Linked DNA regions of Homo sapiens: all the other regions are linked to region 1. Evidence: read pairs that join two places in POLR2A ChIA-PET (ENCODE). Cell type or tissue: OCI-LY7. All regions are shown on one strand. Links, peaks and the distances in the headings refer to the core of each region. The heading gives the core; the rest is flanking DNA.

Evidence for each region. Peaks named below come from ENCODE experiments on the same cell type or tissue, not always from the same donor. Only the 100,000 strongest peaks of a DNase experiment are listed, where the experiment ranks them.
Region 2: POLR2A ChIA-PET joins it to region 1 with 12 read pairs; 3 of 35 experiments call an interaction of 5 or more read pairs at or near these places.
Region 3: POLR2A ChIA-PET joins it to region 1 with 10 read pairs; 9 of 35 experiments call an interaction of 5 or more read pairs at or near these places.

The regions. Positions count from the first base shown.
Region 1 is chr5:131,260,528-131,266,597 of GRCh38, forward strand. It overlaps CDC42SE2 (CDC42 small effector 2), which reads left to right and starts at 3,526. Exons shown (of 5, transcript NM_001375635.1): 1 at 3,526-3,639. RefSeq lists enhancers at 2,810-2,859, 3,988-4,805 and silencers at 2,980-3,049, 3,060-3,109, 3,140-3,789. In OCI-LY7, for the core only: CTCF peaks have their summits at 5,082 and 5,285; DNase peaks (open chromatin) are centred at 2,854, 3,524, 4,214 and 5,104; H3K4me3 peaks cover 4,093 bases; H3K27ac peaks cover 3,863 bases.
Region 2 is chr5:131,479,804-131,485,873 of GRCh38, forward strand. The region is part of intron 15 of RAPGEF6 (Rap guanine nucleotide exchange factor 6); the gene reads right to left. Among named protein-coding and RNA genes, the nearest start is that of RAPGEF6, 150 kb to the right of the region's middle. In OCI-LY7, for the core only: no CTCF peak of the experiment used is centred there; no DNase peak of the experiment used is centred there.
Region 3 is chr5:131,520,160-131,526,229 of GRCh38, forward strand. RAPGEF6 (Rap guanine nucleotide exchange factor 6) reads right to left here. Exons shown (of 28, transcript NM_016340.6): 7 at 1,231-1,362. Among named protein-coding and RNA genes, the nearest start is that of RAPGEF6, 110 kb to the right of the region's middle. In OCI-LY7, for the core only: no CTCF peak of the experiment used is centred there; no DNase peak of the experiment used is centred there.

The DNA.
Region 1 (6,070 bases), core at 725-5,724:
GAGGAGAGAATCACTTGAACTCAGGAGAGGAAGATTGCAGTGAGCCAAGATTGCACCACTGCACTCCAGCCTGTGTGACAGAGCGAGACGCTCTCTCAAAAAAAAAAAAAAAAAAAAATTAATAGGCCGAGTGCAGTGGCTCACACCTGTAATCTCAGTACTTTGGGAGGCCGAGGCAGGCGGATCCCCTGAGGTCAGGAGTTCGAGACCAGCCTGGCCAACATGGCAAAACCCTGTGTCAACTAAAAATAGAAAAATTAGCCGGGCGTGGTGGCAGGTGCCTGTAATCCCACCTACTTGGGAAGCTGAGGCAGGAGAATCATTTGAACCTGGGAGGCAGAGGTTGCAGTGAGCCAAGATAGTGCTATTGCACTCCAGCCTGGAAAACAAGAGCAAGACTCCATCTCAAAAACAAAACAAAAACAAAAATTAATAGTATACTTTTAGGGAAAATCCATTTGCTTTAAAAATTTTAAGGAAAATTTATTTAAGTAAAAGATTGCAGAATCAGGCCAATGTGGCTGTTATATGAGCTCAAGGCTATTTAGCAGTTGGTTAGAACAACATGTTCCTTCCTGTTGTTTTTGGTGTAATGTTTCCACTTGTTATGGACTAATAGGAATGCAAAACAGTTTCTTCTGGACTATAATAGTTGCATTTACTTTTATCGGTATTTTCACTGTATATTATGTGAATAAATTATGAAGAGTGTCTATTTTTTACCCTTGTCCTTCTTTTGGAATAAGATTTTACTTGGTAACAATTTTAAGGACAGTGCACAGATACATCATAATGACTCTAGAAAAATTTTATTTGGTATTATTGTAATTACAAACTACAGATTAACATTGATGAAACACATTGTCAATTTTTTTATAAACAAAAGTCTATTTAATTTTATAAAAAATCAAATTGTAACATGTAATCTGTAGCTTTAAATTGTTTTAAATCATAAAGGATAAATTAAATGTGTAAAGAGACTGCTATGAATATAACATTGAGCAAATAATTATGCACACATACTCTACAAAAAGTATCATCCAGACCAGACACCGTGGCTTACACCTGTAATCCCAGCACTTTGTGAGGCGAGGAGGGCGGATTGTGTGAGCCTGGGAGTTTCAGACCAGCCTGGGCAACATAGTGAGACCCTGTCTACCAAAAACACAAAAATTAGCTAGGTGTAGTAGTGTGCGTTTGTAGTCCTAGCTCCTTGGGAGGCTGAGGTGGGAGGATCACTTGAGCCCGGAAGACAGAGGTTGCAGAGAGCCGAGATAGCACAGATTAGGCCACTGCACTCCAGCCTGGGTGACAAAGTGAGACCCTGTCTCAAAAAAAAAAAAAAAAAGTGTCATTCAACTGAATGGCATTGTGTCCTTAATTGACTTTTTTTTTTTTTTTAACTGATGAGAAGGGTGCATGAATAGCTATAGCAACTGAAATTAGATCATGGTATTCAATCACGTAATGTTTTGTTACAAAATATGAAAAATCTGAAAATAAATGTTTACATAATGAATACTACCCTTTATAGGTAAATGATAGAAAATTTACTACTTAAGGCATTCACACAAGGTTACTACATTTGTAATTCAAAGGGAGGCTTACAAGCACATATATCAAGTTCGGGAATTTTCTGGTTTTTTTTTTTTGTTCTAGGAAATTTTTAGAATTAATAGTCTTTATGTAACCTTCCTCTACTCTATCATGTTATTCTCATTCAGTGAAATAGGATTGTAGCGTATCATTGGTCAAAAAACTGCATTAAAAGTCAAGTAAATGGTCATCACTGTACTCACAGTAACTGGAAAATCAAAATGCTTATGGTATGATGTAGATAAAGATCTTATGGTTAACTGAAACAGAAACCAAGAGAAAATTTAAAATAAAAAAAATTGGTCATTTTTTGTTGCTTTAGTTTTTTTTAATCTCAGGGAATTTTTAAATTTTTCATTTATTCTAGGGACTTGGGATACATCAGTTGAACAAAACAGACAAAAATCCCAGCTTCTACTAGGGAAGGCAGACACTAAAAGCTAAACATATCAGATAAATACAGGCATACCTCAGTATCCGAGGGGGATTGGCTCTAGGACCACGACCAGTACCAAAATCCTCTCAGGTCTCTAATATAAAATGATATAGTATTTGCACATAACCCACATATATCCTCCTGTATAAATTATCTATAGATTACTTATAATACAATGTAAGTGCTATGTAAATAGCTGTTATATTGTATTGGTTTTTATTTGTATTTTTAAATTGTTGTGTTTTTTTTCCCAAATATTTTCCATCTGTGGTTGGTTGAATCCAGAAACGCAGAAGCCATGGATGCGGAGGGCTGACTCTGAATTATAAAGATTGTTACAAGGTGGGAAGTGTCATGGGATGAAAGGAAAAATAGTAAGGTAGGAAAGATGGAGAATTTTTTTTTTTTTTGGAACACGTGTCACTCTGTCCAGCCCAAGCTGGAGTGCAGTGGCCTGATGATGGCTCACTGTAACGTAACTCCTGGCCTCAGCCTCCAGAGTACCTGGAACTATAGGTACACGCCAACACACCAGGGTAATTTTTTTTTTTTTTTTTTGTAGAGACAGGGTCTCGCTATGTTGCCCACTCTGTTCTATTTTGAAGGTACAACCAACAAGCTTTCTTGACAGATTGAAAGTGAAAATGAGAGTATGAGAGGAGTTATGGATGATATAAAGTTTTTGGCCTGAGTAACTAGAAATCCTCGCCATCAACCTAGAATGGGGAAGACCATACATTACTTACAGGTTCGAGAGCTTACTTCAGTGGCATTACGCTATCCTTTTGAACTTACGATAAAGTTTTGTAGGCATTTTGGTGGACTGCTGGCTGCTAGATAGGGCACTCATGTTTCTGATTTCTGAGATATGTAAAATACACACCCAAAGGAATCACAGAAGTCTAGTACATGTGTAATTTTCACGCATTTCAAACCAGGTGGTTTAGCCAGCCTTAAACCAGTTAATGACTGATTGAACGATTCTGACTTTTACATGAAAAAGCAGTGGTCAGAGGATGGGCTCTCAACCGCTACTGAGAGACCCCTCATCCCACAACCGCTCAGCACCCACCCACCCACCCTCGCCTGTGCGCGTCCACCGCCCCACAACGTGCGCAGACGTCGCTCCTCCGCACGGATGTCCGCGGCCCGGGCCGGGGTGGGAAGGGGCTCCCCCACGCTCCCGCCCAGGTTTGGTCGCCATCTTTCGGAGCGTCCTTTCCCGCGAGTGCTGCAGTCCCGGATCTCAGGCGTCCGTTAGCTACAGAGGCCAATTCCTAACCCGCGCGGCTCGAATCCCGGGGGTCCCATCGCCTGCCGGCCGATTCGCCCATGCCGGAGGTACGGCGGGGGCGGGGCCTGGCGGGGGGCGGGGCCAGCACTGCGGTCGCTGCAGCTGCGCAACGGCGCCCGCCCCTCCGGCCGCTCTAGGGGCGCGCGCCGCCTCTCGCTCCGCCCAACCCGCGCGCGAGCCTGGGCGGGGAGGGGGAGCCAGGAAGCTGCGAGCGCGCTGGGGAGCGCAGCTGCAGGCGTTGGGGCGGCAGGAGCCGCGGAGCCGGCGCTGAGAGGGGCTGCGGCCGGAGCGGGCGGCTGAGACAAAGGCGACGGTGAGTGCAATGCCAGCCCCAGTCGCGCGTCGGCCGCCACGCCTCGCCCTCTCGGTCCCTTGGGCGGGGTCCCGAAGCCCCGAACCCTCGTCCCTGAGGGCTCTGGGGTGAGCGCGGCCCGGCCTTGCCAGCCGCGCGCTGCGGGCTGTGGGCTGAGCCTGCGTCTTCCATTTCAGGTTTGGGCGAGGTCCTCATGCCCTAGGACCCTGCCTTTGGTTTTTCTTCTGTTTCCTCTGAGGAATGGTTACACGCTCAGTTCAGAATTCACGGCAGGCGGACAGCTGAGGCAGCCAACTGACCGCCTGATGTAAAATGGAAAGGCAGACCCCCCCCCTCCCCCCAACTTTTCACGTCTGGAAGTCGGGAGGGTGGTGCGAGGGGCGGGCGGGGAGGGCCCGGGGTCTCTAGGTGAGGGTTTCGGGGAGCAAAGACACCTGGCTCCGGAGCTCCGACTCTTCGCCTGAGGCGCCCGACGCGTTCAGTCCGCGGGTCCTGCCGCGGTTCGCCCCGGGCCCCGGGCTTGAAAGCCCTTGGCTACCTCGTCGCGGGAGCTGAGCTACTCTTACAGGTTGTTTTACCCAGTGCTTGCAGCTTTAAGTTGCGATTTTAGGCAACGGGTGTGGTAGGTAGCGGCTCCTTGATGCCGCATTAACAGCTGAAAAAGCGCCCCGATCCGCTGACTTCACTATGTGTAAGAAACAACATTGGGGATTCCTCTTTAGCTTGCAATTATTTTAAATGATAAGCTTTTTTAGGGGAATTTTGGGGGGTGATGTGCAGTTTACAAAATCTAAATGTTTCGTTGAAGGGCCTGGCTTATAGTACGTGCTCAGTAAAGTATTTGTTGAATGAATGAATCTTGAAATATCAGACAAAGCTTATCTCACATCTAGTAAAATTTAGGCACATACTCCTTGATTATGATTAAGGAAAGAATGTCGGCAAACAGTATGTATTTTTGATATACGTTTTTTAGTTTTTGTCCCACATAACATACTGTTGATGAACAGTCCGTTCTTACTCTCAATATTATGAACATAGAAAATATATATCAAATTTGGATTTTCTCTTTTGGTTTGAGAGAAGTTGGTATACATTTTCTGTTTCTTAAAAACAGGCCTTATTTCTAATCTTTAAAAATAATGGAGAAGATAAAGAGGGAGTGGGATTGTATTTTGAAACCCAGCTTTCTGTTTCATTATGAATAAAGGAGTTTATGTGTTTTTGAGAAGGGACTGTGGTATGGTCTTGCTGCTTTTTGAGCAAGGGAGAACTCTAAATTTAGGGGGGGAAAAGCTAATGTTGCACTAATATAATAAAATGTCACCATTTACTCAACAGATATTCATTAAGCACCTGTTTATGGGCACAGGCAAAATCCGCAATTATCCTTTTCTTAAACTTGAATGCAAAGTTATTTCCTTATTATTGATGTCGCAAGTGGTGACTGTCTTAAACCCCTAGTGGCTATTTCAGTTGGGAAAGATGGCAGGTGAACTGCAGGAAGTGTAAATTCATAACAGCCTTTAAAGGTTAATAAGTAACTTTGTACAGCTAAAATTATTGGGTTAAGCTTTTATATTGTCAGTTTAATAGAATCTGTCTACATTTTAAAATGAAGGGAGGAAGACATTTAATAAGCTAGTGTTTTTATTATCTCCCTGGTCCCTATTAGGAGACTTTGGTACAGTGTATTGAAGGGTAATGTACTTCTGGTCCTGTTTTCTGTAAATAATCTTTGTAATAACATTTTCTGTTTTTAAAAATCCCCAGAGATAAACAGTAGATTCCTTTTCTATAAGAAATGTTTTAAAATAAAGCTTCATTTCAGGAATTTTATTTTGTCCTTGTGTTCACCACTTACAAATAAATGCATATAAACTTGATAGTGCTAAAAAGGGAAGGATTATTAGTAATAATTTGTGGTTCCATATGTGGACTTATCTTTTAGTATTGCAACTGTGATAAAACTACTAATTTAAAAGGATGAGATTTGTAGTTTTGCATTTATTCTGAACATAAGGTTGCGTTGCCTATTTTAATCTATTTATATATGTTTAAAAAGCAGTAATATTTTATTTATTTCAGGAATCCAGACTAATGTGATCCAAAGTCTGTCTTGATTATTATGAAATAATGTAGATATTAATTTTTTTATAGTTAGCTTTTTTGTATTTAAGTGGGCTGTTTTGACTGTTAATGCTTATAATACTTAATACATTGTTAAAGATAATGTTTACATTCAAATAGAAGTTTCAGATTTTGGACTTACCGGCTATTAGCTTTTTTTTTTCTTTTTTTTTTTTTTTTCGAGACGAAGTCTCGCTCTGTCACCCAGGCTAGAGTGCAGCGGTGTGATCTCGGCTTACTGCAACCTCCGCCTTTGGGGCTCGAGCTATTCTCATGCCTCAGCCTCCCATGTAGCTGGGAT
Region 2 (6,070 bases), core at 408-5,407, 220 kb after region 1:
TTTATACCAACAACAAATTTTAAGGATAAACACAGTGACTTTCCATTATTTGAACTTTCTCAGTCTCATTCAACTAAACACTGTCAAGTATTTACCCGTCCTTTAGCAGCTATATCTTCTTCTTTCTTTAGTTTTTATACCTGATTATACTTCTGATGTTGCCCAACACTAATAAAAGGAAAGTCAGTGGGGGGAAAGGGAAAGGAAGTGGGCAGGCTGCAGGCAAGTTTGAAAAAAAACAGAGGTTCCTATTTAGGTAATAAGTAACATAACTGCTAATCAACTAATTTTATAGAAACAGATACTTAGGTTCTATTTTATGTTATTTCTTATAATACAGCTGACCCTTGAACAACACCAGTTTGAACTATGTGGGTCCATTTATACTTGAATTTTTTTCAACCAAACGTGGATTGAAAATACAGTATTCTTGGGATGCAAAAACCTGCGTATGGCTCTGAAGAACCAACTGTGGGTCTTGAATATGCACAAATTTGGGTGTACATGGGGTGGAGGTCCTGTAACCAACCCTATGCATATACCGAGGGATAACTACATATGTCACTTGAGATGAGACCTCACTACTGTAGTCAGGTTCAGATTGTAAAATTTAGATGAGAAAAGCTTTGCTGGACTTTATTTTTACTTTTACCAAAAGCAGTAATTTTGGTTATTGATTGATTGACTGATTTTGAGACAGAGTCTCACTCTGTCGCCCAGGCTGGAGTGCAGTGGCACAATCTCAGCTCACTGCAACCTCCATCTCCCGGGTTCAAGCGATTCTCTTGCCTCGGCTTCCAGAGTAGCTAGGATTACAGGCATGTATCACCACACCCGGCTAATTTTTGTATCTTCAGTAGAAATACGGTTTCCCCATGTTGGCCAGACTGGTCTCGAACTCCTGACCTCAGGTGATTCGCCCACCTCGGCCTCCCAAAGTGCTGGGATTACAGGCATGAGCCACCATGCCCGGCCTAATTTTGGTAATTTTAATTTGGTAATATATATCGATTCCTCACGGTCACATTTATGAGGCTATGTCATTCAGTAAAGCTGCTAAAAAAATATCCACTTCAGTGGTCTGAAGTAAAAACAAGTAACAACCAATCATATCTTAGATACTGCTTTTTTTTTTTTTTAATTTTGAGACAGAGTTTCGCTCTTGTTGTCCAGGCTGGAGTGCAATGGCGCAATCTTGGCTCACCACAACCTTCACCTCCTGGGTTCAAGAGGTTATCCTGCCTCCCAAGTAGCTGGGATTACAGACATGCATCACCACACCAGGCTAATTTTGTATTTTTAGTAGAGATGGGGTTTCTCCATGTTGGTCAGGCTGGTCTCGAAGTCCCAACTTCAGGTGATCCACCTGCCTCGGCCTCCCAAAGTGCTGGGATTACAGGCGTGAGCCACCATGCCTGGCCCTTTTTTTTTCCTTTTTTTGAGAAAGGGTCTCACTCTGTTGCCCAGGCTGGAGTTCAGTGGTGTGATCAGGGCTCACTGCAGCCTGGACCTCCCTAAGCTCAGGTGATCCTCCCACCTCAGCCTCTTGGAGCAGTTGGGATTACAGGAGTGTGCCACCATGCTGGGTTAATTTTTGTATTTTTTTGTAGAGATGGGGTTTCGACATGTTGCCCAGGAATGACCTCGAACTTCTAGGCTCAAGAGATCTGCCCGTCTCAGCCTTCCAAAGTGCTGGGATTACAGGCGTTAAGCCACCGTGCCCGGCCTCAGATATCTTTCTATCAAGTCTAACTAAGTCTGGTGAATTATTTCATCCTTAATGAGGGTGCAGGTACATTTGGGAAATTACCTGTTTAGCAATCTATTTGCCTACACCAAATTTTTGCCTTGTGAGGATGGCTACATCTCCTTGGGATAAAGCAAAGATAAATCTGTATAAGGTTAAATATCTAGAAATGATGAGTCATGGTGCCTGAAGAAGTCTGAATTACAGAGAAACAGTGGTTGCATATTCTTAGAATAGACTTAAATGGCTTCAGCTGCATGAGCTGTGGAAGCAAACACTCAGCTTATCATTACATACAGCTTTGAGCAGTATATGCTGCACCTTTTTTTATTTTTTAAGTTGTAAATTGTGTAAATATGCCCACTGAAAAATCCAATCACAGAGAATTTTTTTGGAAAACGACAGAAAAGGAAAGTAAGAGTTTCCCACAAAATCAAAGAACTTACAAGTAAGATAGAAATGGATAAAGCCTTAAGAATGGATTAAAATACTTACAACTTGGTATTCACTTGTAAATCTGGACTGATTTGAGGGTTTCAACAGAAGGATGATACCACATTACCAAAGCACAGCGCAAGTTTATGAAAAGCACATTTTTCTGCTATCAAAATGATGGAGACTTTTTAGAAGTTACCTTCCATAAAGTCTGCATGATTAAAATAAAATATTTAACAAATTTCACTTGATTTTAAGCCATATGGTAATATATACACACACGTGTGTGTATGTGTGTGTGTGTATACATGTATATATGTACATTTATATATGCATTTTTTGGAAACAGGGTCAGGTCTCACTCTGTCATCCAGGCTGGAGACCATAGCTCACTGCAGCCTTGACTTTATGGGCTCATCTGATCCTCCCACTTCTGCCTCCTGGGTAGCTGGGATGACAGGCATGTGCTACTGCACCCAGCTCATTTTTTCTATTTTTGTAGAGATGTGGTCTCACTATGTTTCCTAGGCTAGTCTTGAACTCCTGGGCTCAAATGATCCTTCTGCCTCGCCCTCCCAAAGTGATGGGATTACAGGGGTGAGCCACCACGACTGGCCAATACTTTTTAAATCTAAAATTCAGACATTCATTCAAAAAATGTCAACCTGTAAATATAGGTCAGGCACTTCACTTGATGTTTGTATATTACTACTGTTGTGGAACTTACAGTCAGTCTAAGACGCATAAAACATAACCAGAGGAACTACTTAAAACAGTAGGAAAGGGCAATCTTCCTTAAGCAAGTCATCTTGTAAAAAGAAATCAGAAAGATGAGAAGATTTTAACTAGGCAAAGGATGAGTAATCTTAGGTAGAGAAAATCTCAAGTTCAAAGTCCCTGTGGTAGAAGGAAAGTTCAAGAAAATTAAAATGACTAGAGAACAAGCTAGAGATGAGGCCAGTTAATGCTATGCTAAAGTATTGAAATTTTCTGTTAGAGCAAAAGGAAAACTTTGAAGGGGCGATTTCCTTAGTAGTGTGTATATAAGGTAACTGAATTATTTTTTAAAATTGTTAAATTTGGCTGGGTGTGGTGGCTCATGCCTGTAATCCTAGCACTTTGGGAGGCTGAGGAGGGTGGATCACCTGAGGTCAGGAGTTCGGGACCAGCTTGGCCAAAATGGTGAAACTCCATCTCTACTGAAAATACAAAAATGAGCGGGGCACGGTGGCGCATGCCTGTAATCCCAGTTACTCCAGAGGCTGAGACAGTAGAATCGCTTGAACCTGGGAGGCGGAGGTTGCAGTGAGCCGAGATCGAGCCACTGCACTCCAACCTGGGCAACAGAGTAAGACTCTGTCTCAAAAAAAAAAAAAAAAATGTTAAATTTCTCCACTGGACATGAGTATGTAATTATAAGCAAAAATTTGTGGAGCTTGTAGCTTGTTTTAAAGAAGAGAAATGATTGCGTTAAATTAAAAAAAATAGGGACAAAAATGAAAGGATAGTGAGTACACATAACTACAATGCTATTAAACAGCAATATCAGACATTGTACATGAATCAAAAGTAAAAGTGCCAAAGAATCTATAAAAGCTTAATAAAACTGACTACATAAAAATTAAAAATGTCTCTTCCCACATATGTATATATGCGTTCACAAACACACGAAACAAAAGTCAAAACACAAACCACTTAGGGAAAATACTTTCAACTTTTCAACTCTTTAAAAAGAGTTGAAAGATACTATTTTAATTTATAAAGTGGTCAAACAAGTCAATAAAAGATGAGTAACAATATAAAAAGGGGCAGATGAAGTCAAGACTTTACAGAGGCCGGGCGTGGTGGCTCACACCTGTAATCCCAGCACTCTGGGAGGCCGAGGCAGGTGGATCATGAGGTCAGGAGATTGAGACCATCCTGGCTAACACAGTGAAACCCCGTCTCTACTAAAGAATACAAAAAATTAGCATGGTGGCAGGCACCTGTAGTCCCAGCTACTCGGGAAGCTGAGGCAGGAGAATGGCATGAACCCAGGAGGCGGAGCTTGCAGCGAGTGGAGATCGTGCTACTGCACTCCAGCCTGGGCAACAGAGCGAGACTCCATCTCAAAAAAAAAAAAAAAAAGACTTTATAGAAAAGAAATGCCAAAACACACAAAAAAGGTGCTCAACCTTACTTGTTATTAAATAATGTATATCAAAATTTAAAAGACTGATTATACCCACTGCAGAGGCTTTTTTTTTTTTTTTTTTTTTTTGAGACAGAGTCTTGCTCTGTTGCCAGGCTGGAGTGCAGTGGTGCGATCTTGGCTCACTGCAACCTCCGCCCCCAAGGTTCAAGTGATTCTCCTGCCTCAGCCTCCCGAGTAGCTGGGACTACAGGTGCATGCCACCACACCCAGCTAATTTTTGTATTTTTAGTAGAGACAGAGTTAGCTAGGATGGTCTCAATCTCTTGACCTCATGATCTGCCTGCCTGGGCCTCCCAAAGCGCTGGGATTACAGGCGTGAGCCACTGTGCCTGGCCAAGACATTCTTATACACTGATGAATGAAGCATAGATCGTGATAAACTTTCAGAAAGTAAAACCCTGCAGTGTCTGTCAAAAGTAATTCCACTTTGAGAAATGTATCATATAGGTGGATCTATATGAGCATAAAAGTACAAAGAATTTTTATTATATCTCTGTTAATAGCAAAAACTATAAACAATCTAAAATATCTATCAATATGACATTAACTCAACAGATTATGGTAATAATAGAATTCTATGTAATAATAAAAATTATATAACAAGTAGGTCTGTATGAACTGATGTGAAAAAGCACAGAATATTGTACACAGTATGGTTCCATTGTATATCTATTTTTAGTATTTTAGTTTTCAAAATATATGCACTTACTACTTTTATTAAAACTTAAAAAGACAAGTTATCTGAAAAATGGGATTTTTGGGTTTAGAGACAGAGTCTTGCTCGTTGCCCAGGATGGAGTGCAGGGACACAATCACAGCTCATTATAGTCTTGAACTCCTGGGTTCAAGTGATCTTCCTGCTTCAGCCTCCCAAGTAGCTGGGACTACAGGTGCATGCTACCATGCCCAGCTAAATTTTAGTGTTTTGTAGAGACCAGGTCTCACTATGTTGCCCAGGCTGGTCTTGGAACTCCTAGCCTCAAGTGATCCTCCCGCCTCAGCCTCCTAAATTGCTAGGATTACAGGCATGAGCCACCATGCTTGGCTAGAAGTGGGATTTTTAAAGATTTTAGAAAGCTGTGGAAGCCAAGAGGAATAAGTTAAAATTCCAGGATAGGAAGAGAGTAAACTGAGACTGCCAGCTGTTTTCTTCTCTGGGTGCATTTGCTAAATCTAAACATGAGGTGTGGGTCAGGTAGAGGGACTCTTCGAGGAGAGAGAGAACTTTAGATGGCTGTGAGCACTTGCATGAAAACTAGAATTCAATGAAGCCTAAAAGCAGTGTCACTTTTCTCCACAGGACAACTGCTATTAGTAGGAGTTCCCTTTTCTCATTCCTCAAGCCAGGCTTCTCCTGGATCTCTGTCTGTACCACAGTACTCACATCCAGGTTTTAGGTTGCCTTGAGTCCAACCTAGGGCATACTAGAATTAAAATAATAGTGAATTCATTGCTGGTAGTGGTACTTTGAATTATGGTATTCTTCTGCGAATTGCCTGTTGCTATTTGCTTTTCAGAGTTCTCAGCTAAGTGGGTCATGATTCTGTCCAGGTTTACTATTAAGTTCAGTGAGAGATGAAGGGTGGTGTGTGTTTACTCCATCTTATCTGGAAATGGAACACTTAATTTGATTTTTATCTTCATGGACATAAAAGATAGCAAACTTAAAATCTGTGTCTGATATTCTGGAGCAA
Region 3 (6,070 bases), core at 438-5,437, 260 kb after region 1:
CTAAAATATCTCAATCTGGGTAACTTTGTAGAACCAGTCTAAAATGCTTTCCTCAGACAATGATACTATTTCTACAATTCTTAGTATATGGTAGCCACTAGCCGTATGTGGTTATTAGGCACTTAAAACATGGCTAGTCCAAATTGAGATGTGCTGTAACTTTAAATTAAACTCTGTTTTTTGATGACTTAATATGCAAAAGTAATGTAAGGTAACTCATGCATAATGTTAAAACATTAAATACATGTTGTAATTATAGTATTTGGTTATACTGCACTAAATAAAATATATTACTAAAATGAATTTTACCTGTTTCCTTTTATATTTTTTAATGTGGCTACTAGAAAATTTAAAATTAAATACGTGGCTCACATTAAATTTCTATTTGACAGTTCTGAAATAGGTAATATATTTGAATTCCTTAACAAACCAACCCTCAATATCATGCATCCTCTTGTTATTTTATTTAAACTGTTTTATGTTCTATACTCATGATCTCTGACAAAATCAACCACTGGGCTCCACACCCAGGGAACTGCTCCTTACAACTTGCATTAAAGAAGACATCATAGAAGTTCCACTATCTGGATCCTGAAATACTTATTACCCTGGCTTGAACCTAACTTGGGTTCAATCTCAGCAGGATCATGTGAGGATTCTCTCAGTTTATGGGTCTTCCTAGAACCTTCTCCCCAATATTACAATGATCACTGAAAAGCTCAGTAGGTTTGAAATTGTTCCTCTTGGGTTTTAGAAAATGGAAAAGTCCATCAATATTCTCACTAATTTGCTATTTAATTCACGCTAGACTACAACAGAGGCTTTATGGTAGAAAAGCAGCTCTAATTTTCTTCATGACTTCTAACTACAGAAGACATATACAGTCAATTATAACAAAAATCAGCCTTTTTATAAGTTTAAGTTCAGTTATTCCAAGAACTAATTTTTTAACCAAAACAAGCATTAGATATTAATATGGATTCACCTGGATAAATGAAAGAGAACACTAGATTCATACTCTGCTGAACCATACTTAATCATTCTCAAAAGACAGATCACGTCTTTAATCATGCTTACAAATTTGACACAGTATATAAAGCTTATTTTTCTAAAGACCTTACGCTTGAATTTCATACTCTAAAAGATATGTTAACCATCTAAGGCACAATCACAGAATATCTGGCAAATAAAAAAACCATATACGCAGCATACAAATTCCTAAGGTATTACCTGATAGATATCAGATAAACTGCTGCTTCCAGAGTCACTGGCAATGCTACAACCAGACTGACTAGAAGACACATGAGTCACCTGTGGATGAGGGTTTTCTGTGAGATGCATCTTGGTAAGATCAGCTGGAAGCTGAAAAAAAAAATAATTTAAGTTATTCTAAATGTCAAGCTTTACCTTTTTAAGCGGTTTCGACATGTTCAACAAATTTTTATGTACATTACTGTGCAATCTCTTTTTTAACCCAAGTTCTCTACTTTCAGCAAAAAGATCTTTTGAAATAAGAACCATATGGTACTCTCTGAAACTATTAGACAATCCTACAATGGTAAGCTCACTGAACAGTTTTCAAAAGCCATTACTAATGATATTTCAGAGGAAAAACTTGGCCCTTCTATCCTCCCAAATAAAAATATCAGACCTGTCCATTTAAGGGTAGGAATGTTACCCTACACACACACACACACACACACACACACACACACACACACACACACACACACTCTCTCTCTCTCTCACACACACACTCACTCTCCCTCCCTCCCTCCTAATAAAAAATGGTGACTGATACAAGAATAAAACAGCAATATCTTGGAATCAAGTTCAGCTACTGGCAGCAAGACTTAAGACCAGTAACAAGTTGATTACATTAAATATTCCAAAAATTCTGTGAGCATCTTTACACTTAATATTGAATTAGCTTCTAGTTGGCCCCTGAGAGATTTCTTAGTAATCAACATGATTTAATGAATGTCTGTACTAGGCACAGGTATACAAGAAACACAAAAAGTAAATGACTCCACCACCTCATCTTTAATATGGTCGCATTCTTACCAGGTATGCAGGCTGTACAATATATTTCATGCCGTAAAAGAGACATCTCACAAAATACAAGCTACAGAAATTAAGACAATAAACAAACCACTGCATTCCAGAGTAGTAAAAGTTTTGCATAAGAAGTATGCTAATTTATTTTCCAAATGATTTCTCTGCAACTTGCTATTCAGGGCTATCAAAATCAATTTAATTTTTAAAATAGGGTTCCTCATTGCTTTACTAATGAAAAACATTAAAGAAACACACACATAGTGTATATTAAATGTATTCTGAGGGAATGACTGAGTCTGAATTATGTTATCTCAAGAGGAGTTAATGTAATTATAAAAATTACACATAAAGTACATCACGAACTTCCCCTGCTGATAATGGTATGTTAGATAATTCAGACGAATCCTAGTACTAAGACAAACAGAAAACCTGAAGTACATACATACATACACACACACACAGTATCTGGCCTCTGACGTTACTTTTTCTCCTAAGAATATTTTCTGATTCCTAAAGAAAAGGCTAAAAGGCCAAGAAGTACCTGTGACAGCCACTGGCTAAAGGGACAAAAGTTAAATTCCAAGGCCTAGGATGGAAGGGCCATCTTTGCACTGGGACCCTGGAGAGTAAATTAGACTCTAGAGTAAATGTCACCCAAAAGTAAACTGATGCTAATTTTAGAATGACCTCAATGCCTGATGCTAAAATAAGGTTATACAGGATTACTAGCATTTCCAATCAACTGTTGGAAGCAAACACAAATCCTCACTATAGGAAGAAAGTCATCCTAGGTCTCAATTAAAAAAATTTTTTTTCACATATACAACATCCATTGCTCAGCCCAATAAAACCAGGCACATATGACGAGACAGGATGGCACTGATAAAAAGTATGGAATAAACTCCAGAAACTAACAAAGAAGTTTCAAATAATAGGGTTACCAGACACAGTCTCTAAAATAACTGTCTTTAATATATACCAGGGGTTGGCAAACATCTTCGTTAAGAGCCAAAGAATATATATTTTAGGTTTCACAGGCCACATACAGTTTCTGTTGTATGCTTTTTTTTTTTTTTTTTTTTTTTTTTACATCTTTTTAACAACTCCTTAAAAATGTAAAAATCATTCTTAGCTCACAGGTCATATAGCTCACTGGTCAGAATTGGTCCAGTTAGTGATCTATCATATATATAGAGAAAAATACAAGACTAACAATATCAGCAAAGAAAGAAAAATAATTAAATGAAAAATCTAGAACTAAAATATACAATTATGGAAATTAAAAAGCCAACAAGTGGGCTTAATTAAAGATTTGACAGAGCTAAGAAGAGAATTTGAAAAGTAAAGACTAGTCTGAAAAATATCCAGAATGAAGCATGGAGAGGAAAAAAGGTGAAGGTGGGAGAGAAGGGGTAAGAGCCACAGGAGATTCAGTGAGAGAATGTGACATCTGAAAAACCAGAGCCTGAGAAGAGCAAGTACACAGAAGCAAGATGATAGCTAAGCATTTTCCAAAAGTGACAAAAGATCTAAAGTCACAGATCAAGGAGGTTTAAAAACTCCCAGCAAGATAAAAAAACAAACAAACAAACAAAAAACCCACCCCAAAACAAACAATCCCCCCATACCTATGCACACCAGGGTACATGTGGCAGGGGGTGAGGTGGAGTATCAAGAGAAAAGTTTTAAAGTAGCCAGGAAAAAAAACCAGAGTGATTAGATTACTTTGGCAGAAGCAATTAAACTGACAGCTGGCTTCTCAACATAAATTCTGGAAGCCAGAAGACAATTGAGTGATATCTCCAAGAGCTAAAATTCTATACCTAGCAAAAACAGTCCTCAAAAAAGGGAAAAAATAATTTTCAAATAAAGAAAACTGAAGGAAATAATTCCTTAGCAGTCCTACAATGAATAAAATCCACTGGGAGAAGAAAAATGACTCCAGATGGAAGCTTTCAGGAACAAGAAAGAAGAAAAACCAAGGAAAATGGGAAATGTGTGGGTAAATCTACATGAATGCTTACTATATAAAATAGTAACATTAATATCCCATGAAGTTTAAAATACAGTAATTAAAATACAACTACAGAATGTAAGTCTGGAGAAGGGTAAATGAAGCTATTAGAGTGCTCTCAGTTCCTTGCACTGTCCATGAAGCTGTAGTAGCAGACTTGATAGGTGAAGAATGTGTTTTGTAATTTCTGATTTAAGAAAAGCATAGTAAAAAAGTGTATAACTATAAAGCTAACAGAGGGGAAAATATTAAATAATCAAAGAATGGAAAAATATAGACCATGCAAACACAACCAAAAGAAAGCTGATATAGCTTATAGATGGGAGAGGGAGAGGGAGAGGAGGAGAGAGAGGGAGAGGGAGGGGGGAGAGAGAGATTGAGAGAGAGAGAGAGAGAGAGAGAGAGAGAGAGACTTGCTCTGTCACCTACGCTGGAGTGCAGCGGCGCAATCTCGGCTCACTGCAACCTCTGCCTCCTGGGTTTGAGTGTTCCTTTTGCCTCAGCCTCCTGAATAGCTGGGATTACAGATGTATACCACCATGCCCAGCTAATTTCTGTATTTTTAGTACAGAAGGGGTTTCACCACATTGGCCAGGCTGGTCTCCAGCTCTTGACCTCATGTAATCTGCCTGCCTCAGCCTCCCAAAGTGCTGGGATTACAGGCGTAAGCCACCTTGCCTGGCCAAGGTGATGGATATATTAATTACCTTGATTTGTTTCACAATGTGAACATGTATCAAAACATCACACTGTACCCCATAAATACATGCAATTATTATTTGTGAATTACAAATAAATTAAAATTAAAAAAATTTATAAGGCAAAAATGTCATCTACAATTATGCCATAAATTTTTAATACAGATTTCAGTAGCAGTCTGAATAAGCAAAATACACGAAAACAGAACAAGTAAAGATATAAAAGATACGAACATAATTAACAAACGACCTAAAGAGTATAGACATAGAATAATGGAACCAAAAACTCCAGAATGCATTTTCTTTTAGGGCACAAATAAAAACATTTGTAAAAATTTACAATTAAGGCAAGTCTCAACAAATTACAAAAGACTGAAACCAGGGAATATTCAGCAATAACACGCAAATAAGGTAGAAATACATAACAAAAAGATAAATAGAAAACTATCATGTTAGAAAATTGTAAACAATCCTCTATTGAAATAGCCCATAAATCCATGAAGTCACATTGGAAATTAGAAAATATTAAAACAGAAAATTAAGATGCTATATATGAAAACCTGTGGGATAAGTTAAAGTCATGCTTAGAGGCCATTTATAGCTCTACTATGTATATCAGAAAAGGCAGCAAAAAATTTAACAAAGTCATAATTGCTTACAATACAGAATATTGATGAGGGTATGATACAGTTCAAAGACCTTCCTCCCACTTAGTTTCTATCATTTAGATATGAAAAAAAAAAACCTCATCTGGGAATGAAGTAGTTGGAAAGGCAAACACTGAAAATAGTTTCAAAATGTGTGGTGTTTGGTTGGGGTGTCAGGGGTAGGAGATAGTATATATTGCAAATTCCTACAGAGGTAAGAAGACCAAGGAGAAGAATGTCATTCATAAAAGTAACACAATGAACCAAAGCCAGAAGTCTCCCAAGTGGCTTCATAGTACTGACAATGTACTGAGCAATCTTCACCCTCACTAAACCCTAAAAAGGAAGTGTTATTATTATCTCTATTTTACTGATGAGGAAACAGAGGAAGTACGATTAAGCAACTTATCCCAGATCATACACTCAAGTAAGCAGTAGAGTTGGGAATCAAACCCAGGTCTGACTCTAGCATTTTTCTGTTATATTCTACTTTGTGCCAGGAACTCTGCTGATGACATAAAAATGAAAACATATGGGCCCTGCCTTCAAGGAGCTCAGTCTAATACTGGACAGTGGAGACAGATTTATAAGCAAATAGCATCTGTTTTCTACTTCATGAAGAAAACTTCATACAGGAATTCCCTCAACCTCCT